Regions from separate parts of the Homo sapiens genome. Here region 1 is linked to region 2. Evidence: chromatin contacts called from ENCODE Hi-C or POLR2A ChIA-PET data. All regions are on one chromosome and are shown on one strand. The core of a region is the stretch at or near the end of the contact, and the rest is flanking DNA. Distances in the headings are between cores, read along the strand shown. Region 1 holds the start of SDSL (serine dehydratase like). Region 2 overlaps DTX1 (deltex E3 ubiquitin ligase 1).

Evidence for each region. A loop is a pair of places that touch in the nucleus more often than their neighbours do. ChIA-PET counts read pairs that join two places held with the same protein, here RNA polymerase II (POLR2A). Pooled maps may share reads with other maps.
Region 1: a pooled map shows a loop between it and region 2 (4-fold over the local background). The contact joins the promoter of SDSL here to the enhancer-like site in region 2. A Hi-C loop is called at or near these places in 3 of 37 single-sample maps with no recorded cell type and 4 of 50 pooled maps. POLR2A ChIA-PET finds 5 or more read pairs at or near these places in 1 of 52 experiments (GM12878).

The regions. Positions count from the first base shown.
Region 1 is chr12:113,420,231-113,424,515 of GRCh38, reverse strand. It overlaps SDSL (serine dehydratase like), which reads right to left and starts at 2,136. Exons shown (of 8, transcript NM_001304993.2): 1 at 2,039-2,136.
Region 2 is chr12:113,073,560-113,077,752 of GRCh38, reverse strand. DTX1 (deltex E3 ubiquitin ligase 1) reads right to left here. Exons shown (of 10, transcript NM_004416.3): 3 at 1-329. Among named protein-coding and RNA genes, the nearest start is that of DTX1, 19 kb to the right of the region's middle. Within about 2 kb of position 2,357, at least 5 of the 41 ENCODE cell types and tissues checked have a DNase peak (open chromatin) inside an H3K27ac peak, as active enhancers do; they include GM12878, where a contact is called at or near this core.

The DNA of each region.
Region 1 (4,285 bases), core at 887-3,386, 350 kb before region 2:
TGAATTATAGCCTGATGAGATGGGCACTTAACAAATAACTGCATAGACAAACAAAATAATCAGAAATGTTGAAAACTTCTAAGAGGGAAACACGCATATAGGGAGTCCTAAAGAGAAGAACAAGGGGACCTACTTTGGGTATGGAGGTCAGGAAAGACCTCTTAGAGGAAGTGACCATTAAAACTAAGAACTGAGACAGGGCGCGGTGGCTCATGCCTGTAATCCCAGCACTTTGTGAGGCAGAGGCAGGCGGATCACCTGAGGTCAAGAGTTCAAGACCAGTCTGGCCAACATGGAGAAACCCCGTCTCTACTAAAAATACAAAATTAGCCGGGCATGGTGGCGCATGCCTGTAATCCCAGCTACTCGGGAGGCTGAGGCAGGAGAATTGCTTGAACCTGAGAGGCGAGGTTGCGGTGAGGCGAGGTTGCAGTGAGCCGAGATCGCGCCATTGCACTCCAGCCTAGAGAGTAAGAGGGAAACTCTGTCTCAAAAAAAATAATAAAAAATTAAAAATTAGACCCGAAAAATGAGAACCAACCAACCACACAACAAACTGCAAGAAGAGCGTGTACATGGCAGGACTATTGTGAGGATTCAATGAGCCTGCATGGTAAGGGCACCCATGTTGGGTGTCTGTCCACTTGGAATTGGGTCTCTCTTCCTTTTTGGTGAAATCCCCAGATTTTTCCCCTGGGGATCCTGGGATTGTCAGGATGAACTCCCCCTACTCCATAATCCTTCCGCTTTCTTGTTTTTTTGGTGTTTGTTTTAGAGACAAGGTCTCACTCTGTTGCCTGGGCTGGAGTGCAGTGGCACGATCATGGCTCACTGTAACCTTGAAGTCCCGGGCTCAAGCAATCCTCCCACCTCAGCTTCCTGAGTAGCTGGAACTGTAGACATGCACCACTGTATCCGGCTGATATTTTAATTTTTATAGAGATGCAGTTTTGCTGAGTTGTCCAGGCTGGTCTTGAACTCCTGGCCTCAGGTAAATCTCTTGTCTCTGCCTCTCAAAACACTAGGATAACAGGTGTGAGCCACCTGTTGGCTCACAACAGATGAGTCATTAACTCACCATTGACTCCATTTTATAAACAGTGAACCTGAGGTCCAGAGAGATTAAGTAACTTATCCAAGTTCACACAGTTAGAAACAGCATAGCCAGAATTCACACCAGGCAGTGTCTTTGGCATCTGTGCTATTAACCGCGATGCTATACTTTCTCTAATATACTAGTGTTATCGTTACTATTATGAAAGCTGCATGCATTTAATATTTATTGCCAATTGTCCTTTGGAACCAAATGCTCCTGGCTCAGTTTCCAGGCTTCCCCAGCCCTCTTGGTTATACTGACTCACAAGAGGACAGCAGGCATCAGTTAAATGAAAAAGCCCCAAGTTGCCAACAGCCTTATCAACCCCAGACCCCATCAGGCACCTGAGGTCTGGGACTGAGCTGTCTTGGCCCAGGGACACACACCTCTTGTCCCGTATGGCAGCCACCAGGGCTGAAATGGGGGACCTGGGTCTCCCTGCTGTGGAATAACCCAGGGGAAAGCAGGGGGCTCAGGCTCAGGTCCCAGTCATGCCAACCTTGGCCAAGTCACTTTTGTCACTGGGCCTTACCTGTCACATCTATGAGTTGAGGTAAGGACCACCAGTGCTGTCCACCTCACTTGTCCCCAAAGCCTTTCCCCAGAGGCCACCTTGGTGGCACTCCACAGCCAAATCCCTGGTGCCAGGGCTGGGACACCTCGGGCTGGCCCCTTGGCTGGCAGAATGCCCAACCCTGCCCCTCTGGCAGGCAGAACCCACTCTCGCCCTTCAGGGTCCCCAGCACAACACTTTCTTCTGCAGGGCACCCTGAATTCAATCGACATTCCCAGGAGGGCCTAGAACACGCTCAGGCCCTCTCACTCCCACCTGCTCAGCTTGGACTTTGCCCAAAGCCTCCCAAACTCCTGCAGCCTCTCATCAGCCTCTCATTCACACACACACTGAGCCCCAGGGGCCCCAGCTGGCCCCAGACCCCTTACCTCCCTGCCCAACTATCCCAGACCAGCGTGGCCCCAGCTCCTGCCCTCCAGCCTGCCAGGGAACCAGCTCTTTCCAGGAACCGGCTCTGTCCAGCTTCAGGCAGCTTCCGGCAACCTTGGTCCCTCCTCCTTTGTTAAAGAGAAAGCTCCAGACCCTAAGCCTCCGGGTGAAGACGGAGGAGGAGAGGGGATGAGAGCAACCCTCACCGCTTTCCCGGGCACTGCCTATGACTCATGCACCACCCTGTCTCATTTGACAGATGAGCAAACTGAAACTCAGAAAAGGGAACTTATTTGGCCAAAGCTTCCCAGACAGCAAGGGGCAGAGACAGCCTTTACCCCTGGCCCTGGGCCATCTCTTCCGGGATGCAGGCATCTCCATGTCTTCTCATTTTAGGTCTAGTGATTGTCCCGGATGCTGAACCACTGTTGGGGTCAGCTTAGGTCTGGGATGGGAAAACAAGGACAAGGGAACTTTTTTTTTTTGAGACACAGTTTCATTCTTGTCCCCCAGGCTGGAGTGCAATGGTGCGATCTCGGCTCACTGTTACCTCCGCCTCCTGGATTCAAGCGATTCTCCCACTTCAGCCTCCCAAGTAGCCAGGTTTACAGGCACCCACCACCACGCCAGCTAATTTTTGTATTTTTAGTAGGGACAGGGTTTGACCATGTTGGCCAGGCCAGTCTCGAACTCCTGTCCTCAGGTGATCTGCTTGCCTCTGCCTCCCAAAGTGCTGGGATTACAGGCGTGAGCCACTGCACCTGGCCAAGGAAACAATTATTATAATTATTATTTGTGACATGGGAAAGGTATATTTTTGTCTGAAGCACCTCTCCGTCTCGGATATTTTACACGCAGCATGAGAACCCAAGCAATTATTTGCTACTCAGATGAATGACTGACCATTCATTCATTCATTAAATGTTTATTGGACACCTACTATGTGCCAATCCCTGGAACTTTGGCCTCAAACAAAATAGCATGTCCTCTGCCTTCACAAAGCCCTTAGAGAGGGCCATTAGAGAGCACTTATTAGTGCTATCAGATGTTAGCAGCTGGCAGGGTGGGGCAGGGCTGTGGAACCCAGAGCAGGCACCCCGCCTGGCCCTGGGGGGCTGGGGAGGCTTCCTGGAGGAGGGGAAGTCTGAGTGGAGCCAGGAGTCAGGCACAGGGAGTGCAAAGGTCTGGAAATGAAAAACATGATATATTCCAGGGTCAGGGTAGTATCCAGTGGGGCTGGGAGGGAGAAGGCAGGGGTGGGGAAGCAAGTGGGGTTGAGGCTGGAGATGTGGGCAGAGATCAGAGTCCACAGGGATGCCTGTACCAATCCAGAGTTTGGACCTTACCCAGGGGCACTAGGGAGCCACAGAAGGCTTTAGGTGGGGGGAATGACATGGTCAAATTCATGTCTTGTCTCTGCACCATCTCACTGGGTGAACCTGAGCAGCTCGTGCCCATCTCTGGGCCTCAGTTTCCCTATGTGGAAAGTGGGAACAGGAAGACCTGGCATCACAGATGTTGTGTGTCCTTCTTGGGCTGTTTCTGATCTCCCCAGGTTTGATGATTAACTCCCAGCCACTTGGGGTTAGATGGAGCTGCTTGGCCGTGATCCTTAATGTGGACTCTGGCAAGTTTCTACCCATCCTCGCTTTAGACACACATCCATCCTTGTTGGGTGCCTTGTCCTGGACTGGGTACTGGGGACACAGAGGTGATAAAATCCAGTTTGTGCCTTGAAGTGGCCCCCAGCATGGAGGGGAGAGGAAGACACCCAATTCGGTAGCAACAATAACACTTCCTAAGATGACAGAGGGCAGAAAGTCCCCATAGGGTAGCTGGGGATGGGGCAAGATCAGGGAGGGCTTCTTGAAGTAGGCAGAGACTCAGCACACAGCTCAGACTTTGACAAGAAGCAGACTAGCTGCATTTAGTGCATGTCTACTGTACACCAACACGTGCATGCTGTCCAGCGTAACCCACACTGTTTATTTGTTTGTTTGTTTGTTTGTTTGTTTGTTTTACAAACGAGGTCTCACTGTGCTGCCCAGGCTGATCTTGAACTCCTGACCTCAAGCAATCCTCCTACCTTAGCCTCCCAAAATGCTCGGATTACAGGCAACAGCCACTGCGCCCAGCCCCCAAAGGTTTTTTAATAGTTGGCAATCTATTTCTGTGTGCATTAGGAAAGATGTGTGTATGTATGTAGGTATATATATATGTGTATACATATGTATGTGTATGTACAT
Region 2 (4,193 bases), core at 1,108-3,607:
CGAGCTGGCGCCCACGGGCCACGACTGCGACTTAGGGATGGAGCCCACGGTGAGCGGGTAGGCGAGGTCCAGGCGGCGGCGCAGGCGGCGGCGCCGGCGCGTCTGGCGGTTCATCTGCGACATGCTGTTGAAGTAGATGAGGTAGCAGAAGCCTAGCGATGAGAGGTCGAGCCACGGGTGCTGCTTCTCGTAGGCGTTCTGGATGGTGATGCAGATGTCCATATCGTAGGCCGTCCATGCGCCGCCGTCGTTCTCCCACTCCCACACGATGCCCTTGCCCGGCGCCGACGACGGGTCGTAGAAGTTGCGCCGCACGGGCCGCATGGTGCCTGTACTCGAAATGGGGAGGAGGCGTCAGCACAGCGGGCGTTGGTCTGCGCGGCTGGAAGGGCGGGCCACAGCCAGGCAAGGGTGGGCGGGAGGTTGGGGGGTCAGCACAGGCCTCCAGGGGGTCCACCCAGACTTGGGGAGAGGGTCAACACATGCACGGAGAGGAAGGAGGTCAAGGCCCAGGCATGAGGTTCAGCACAGGCTGGAGGGTCAGGACAGGCGGCAGCCAGGGTGAGGGGGGCCGGGGCTAAAGGTTCAGCGCATAGCACTGGGGCGAGAGGTGGGCAGGGGCGCGTGGTCAGTAGATTGGGCGTAGGGGCGGGAGAGCCACCAAACAGGGTGGGGGTGCCAAGATAGCCTGGGGTAGGAAACCAGCAAGGTGTGGAGGGCTCCCCCACCCTCCACCTCTCCAGGGCCAAGACAGACACTGAAGTGGGGGTTATCACAGGCCCTGGATGGTGCGGGGGAGGGCAAAGGGGGCCTGGGGGTTCTTCAGACCAGAGTCAGATAAAGTGGGGCAGGCATAGACAGAGACCAAGGCCATGCACATAGGCCCCATGCAGTCCTCTTCTTCATTATAGTTTGCTCACTCATTCAATGATTCATTCATCAATCTGTTCATGCCTTAGTTCATTAATTTAAGCACTATTTCATTTAGTCATTCAACAATTCTTGCATTAGTTCATTCACTTATCCATGCCCTAGTTCACATATTCATATATTCCTTCATTCAATGATTCATTCATTCATTGATTCTTTCCTTAGGTCATTCATTCGTGCCTGCAGTCATCCATTATGTTATTTTATTTTATTTATTTATTTAGAGACAGGGGTCTCCCTATGTTGCCCAGGCTAAGTCTCAAACTCTTCGGCTCAAGCAATCCAACCGCCTTGGCCTCCCAAAGTGCTGAGATGACAGGTGTGAGCCACCATGACCGGCCCCACTTTTTTTTTTTTTTTTTTTCCAGGCAGAGTATTGCTCTGTCGCCCAGGCTGGAATACAGTGGCACAATCTAGGCTCAATGCAATCTCCGCCTCCAGGTTCAAGCGATTCTCCTGCCTCAGCCTCCTGAGTAGCTGGGACTACAGGCATGCACCACCTTGCTGGGCTAATTTTTGTATTTTTAGTAGAGATGGGGTTTTGCCATGTTGGCCAGGCTGGTCTCGAACTCCTGACCTCAGGTGATCCACCCACCTCAGCCTCCCAAAGTGCTGGGATTACAGGTGTGAGCCACCGCCCCTGGGCCCCTTATGCTTTTTTTAAATTGATACCTTTATGTATTCTCCATCTTCAGCCCACTCCCGTATTCAGGCATTCAGACATTCCTTCATTTACCATCATCCTATTTAAAAATGTGCACCCCCCACGTACTTTCCCCTCTCTCCTTCCCCGCTCCATTTTCTCCCTCAGATATACTTCACATTCTACCCATTTATCTTGGTTTCTGTCTGTCCCCCCCTCGCTAGAATGTAATAGCCACAAGGTCAGGGATTTTGTTTTATTTACTGCTATATCCCCAGCACCTGCACACAGCAGGTGCTCGAGCGATATTTGTTGAATGAATGAATAAATTCATTAGGTCACAAATGGATTCTTTTTTTTTTAATTCATTCACACTTTGTGCTCATCCCTGCATTCGTCCATTCCTTCATTTGCTTATTTGTTACTTTCATTCATCTGTTTGTTTCATTTGTTACTTCCTTCAACAAACAACTGCTGACTGCCAGGTGGGCCCCCTTTCATAAAGGAGGGCACTGAGGCTTTACTCCAAACCACAGCTTCATGTTTGCCAAAGCTCTGCGTGCTCCCCTGACAGCAAGGCTCCACGGGAAACTCTGGGCTAACCAGAGATAACCCAAGGTCCAGGCCGCAGGACTTCTCAGAGCCTTTAGCCTGCTCTGTGTCTTGGGGCTGATGAAGTGAGTCTTTTGCTGGGTTCATTTGGCACACCTGCAGAAAGGCTGCACACTTGACTTCCCCTCAACTGCGGGAAAGTCCCTTAAGCCTCCTCAGGCCTTAGTGGCCCCATCTCAAAAAGAGGGGTGATCATCCATGACCCAGCCCTTCCCTCTCACACAGTATTTGGGGGAGGAGTGAGTGAGAACAGCTGCAGAGGGTCTGGGTGGGACCCCAGGGCTGGGAGGCAGACAGCCCTCACTTCAAGTCCTGACTTTCTGACTTTCCAGCTCTGTGACTGTGCGTAGGCAACTCAGCATCTCTGGGCCCCAGTTTTCTCATGTTGAAAATGGGCATAAGCAGACATGCAATAGAAGACTGCTGCGTTTGCCAGCTGTAGCAACAGTTGCTTGTGGGGTTGCTGAGAGGATCAATTGAGATAAATACCGTGTCTACTCTGATGATTCCAAAATCTGCCATCTTTGGCCCCGTCTTCTCCCCTGGGAGCCAGGTTCATGACCCTTCCCTGGAGAGGTTTAACAGGCACCTTGAACTCAGCTCTGCTCTCCCCTGCCCCAAACCTGCTCCTCCTGAAGTCTTCACATAGCAATTCCTGGCAGCTCCTGCGCTTCCGGATGCTCTTCCTTGGACCCCCAAATCTTGGTCTCATCCTTGACTTCTACCTCATATCCCACCTCCAATCTGTCAGTAAATCCAGTCATCTCCACCTTCAAACACATCCACATCTGACCACTGCTCCCCACTGCACTCACACCACCCAGTCCCCGCCATGTTATCTCTCCTGCCTGGACCATTGCAGTAGACTCATGACTGGCCTCTGTAATCCATTTCCCATACCGCAGCCAGAGGGATCCTGCTCAATGCAAGTCAGATCACATCTTTCCTCTGCTCAAAATCCTTCCTGGCTTCCGCTCACTTGGAGTAAAAGCCAAAGTCCTTGCCATGACCTACAACGAAATCACACATTGTGGGGCCCTGTCCTCCTCTGGCATTGTCTACCTCCCCCTTATCACTCACTCCATTCCAGCCACCCTGGCCTCCTTGCTGTTCCTCAAATACACCAGGCACTGTCCAGCCTCAGGGCCTTCTCACTGGCTGTTCCCTCTGCCTGGAATATGACCTCACCATTCCCAGATGTTCTCATCATTTCCTCCCTTCTTTCTTACAGGTGTGTGTTCAAACATCTAAAAGTGCAGCCCTCCTATTGCTGTCCTCTGAGCTTGCTTTATTTTCCTCCCTGGCACTTGGCATTACCTGACTGACTATATATATATATGAGAGAGAGTCTTTCTCTGTCACCCAGCCTGGAGTGCAGTGGCGTGATCTCGGCTCACTGCAACCTCTGCCTCCCAGGTTCAAACGATTCTCCTGCCTCAGACTCCCAAGTAGCTGGCATTACAGGTATGTGTCACCCAGCTGATTTTTTTTGTATTTTTCGTAGAGACGGGATTTCACCATGTTGGCCAGGCTGGTCTCGAACTCCTGACCTCAGGTGATCCACCTGCCTCAGCCTCCCAAAGTGCTGGGATTACAGGTGTGAGCCACTGCGCCAGGCTGTGACATGATGTATTAATCTGCATGCATTCTTTATGCTGCGTATCCTCACTCTAGGCTGTCAGCTGCAAAGTCAGGGATCTTGTCTGCTTTGCTCACTGCTGTACTCCCAGCACCTGGCACAGTACCTGCACACAGTAGGACCTCAAAACCTGGAAGGCATTTCCATTGTTAATTGGCATCTTCCTCGGGTGCCTGGCCCAGGGATCTGCAACCAGATAGGGGAACTCAGACTGTTCCACACTGGTGTGTCCCTACTCAGGGCTGAAAGAGCTTGTCCTCTGCCCTCTCCTCTGTTAGAATCACAAGGGCTACAGACTAGCCTTGTGCCCTGCCAACTGGACAGGCCCCAATAGCTGGAGAAATCGAGGCACGGAGCTATGGCTATTGA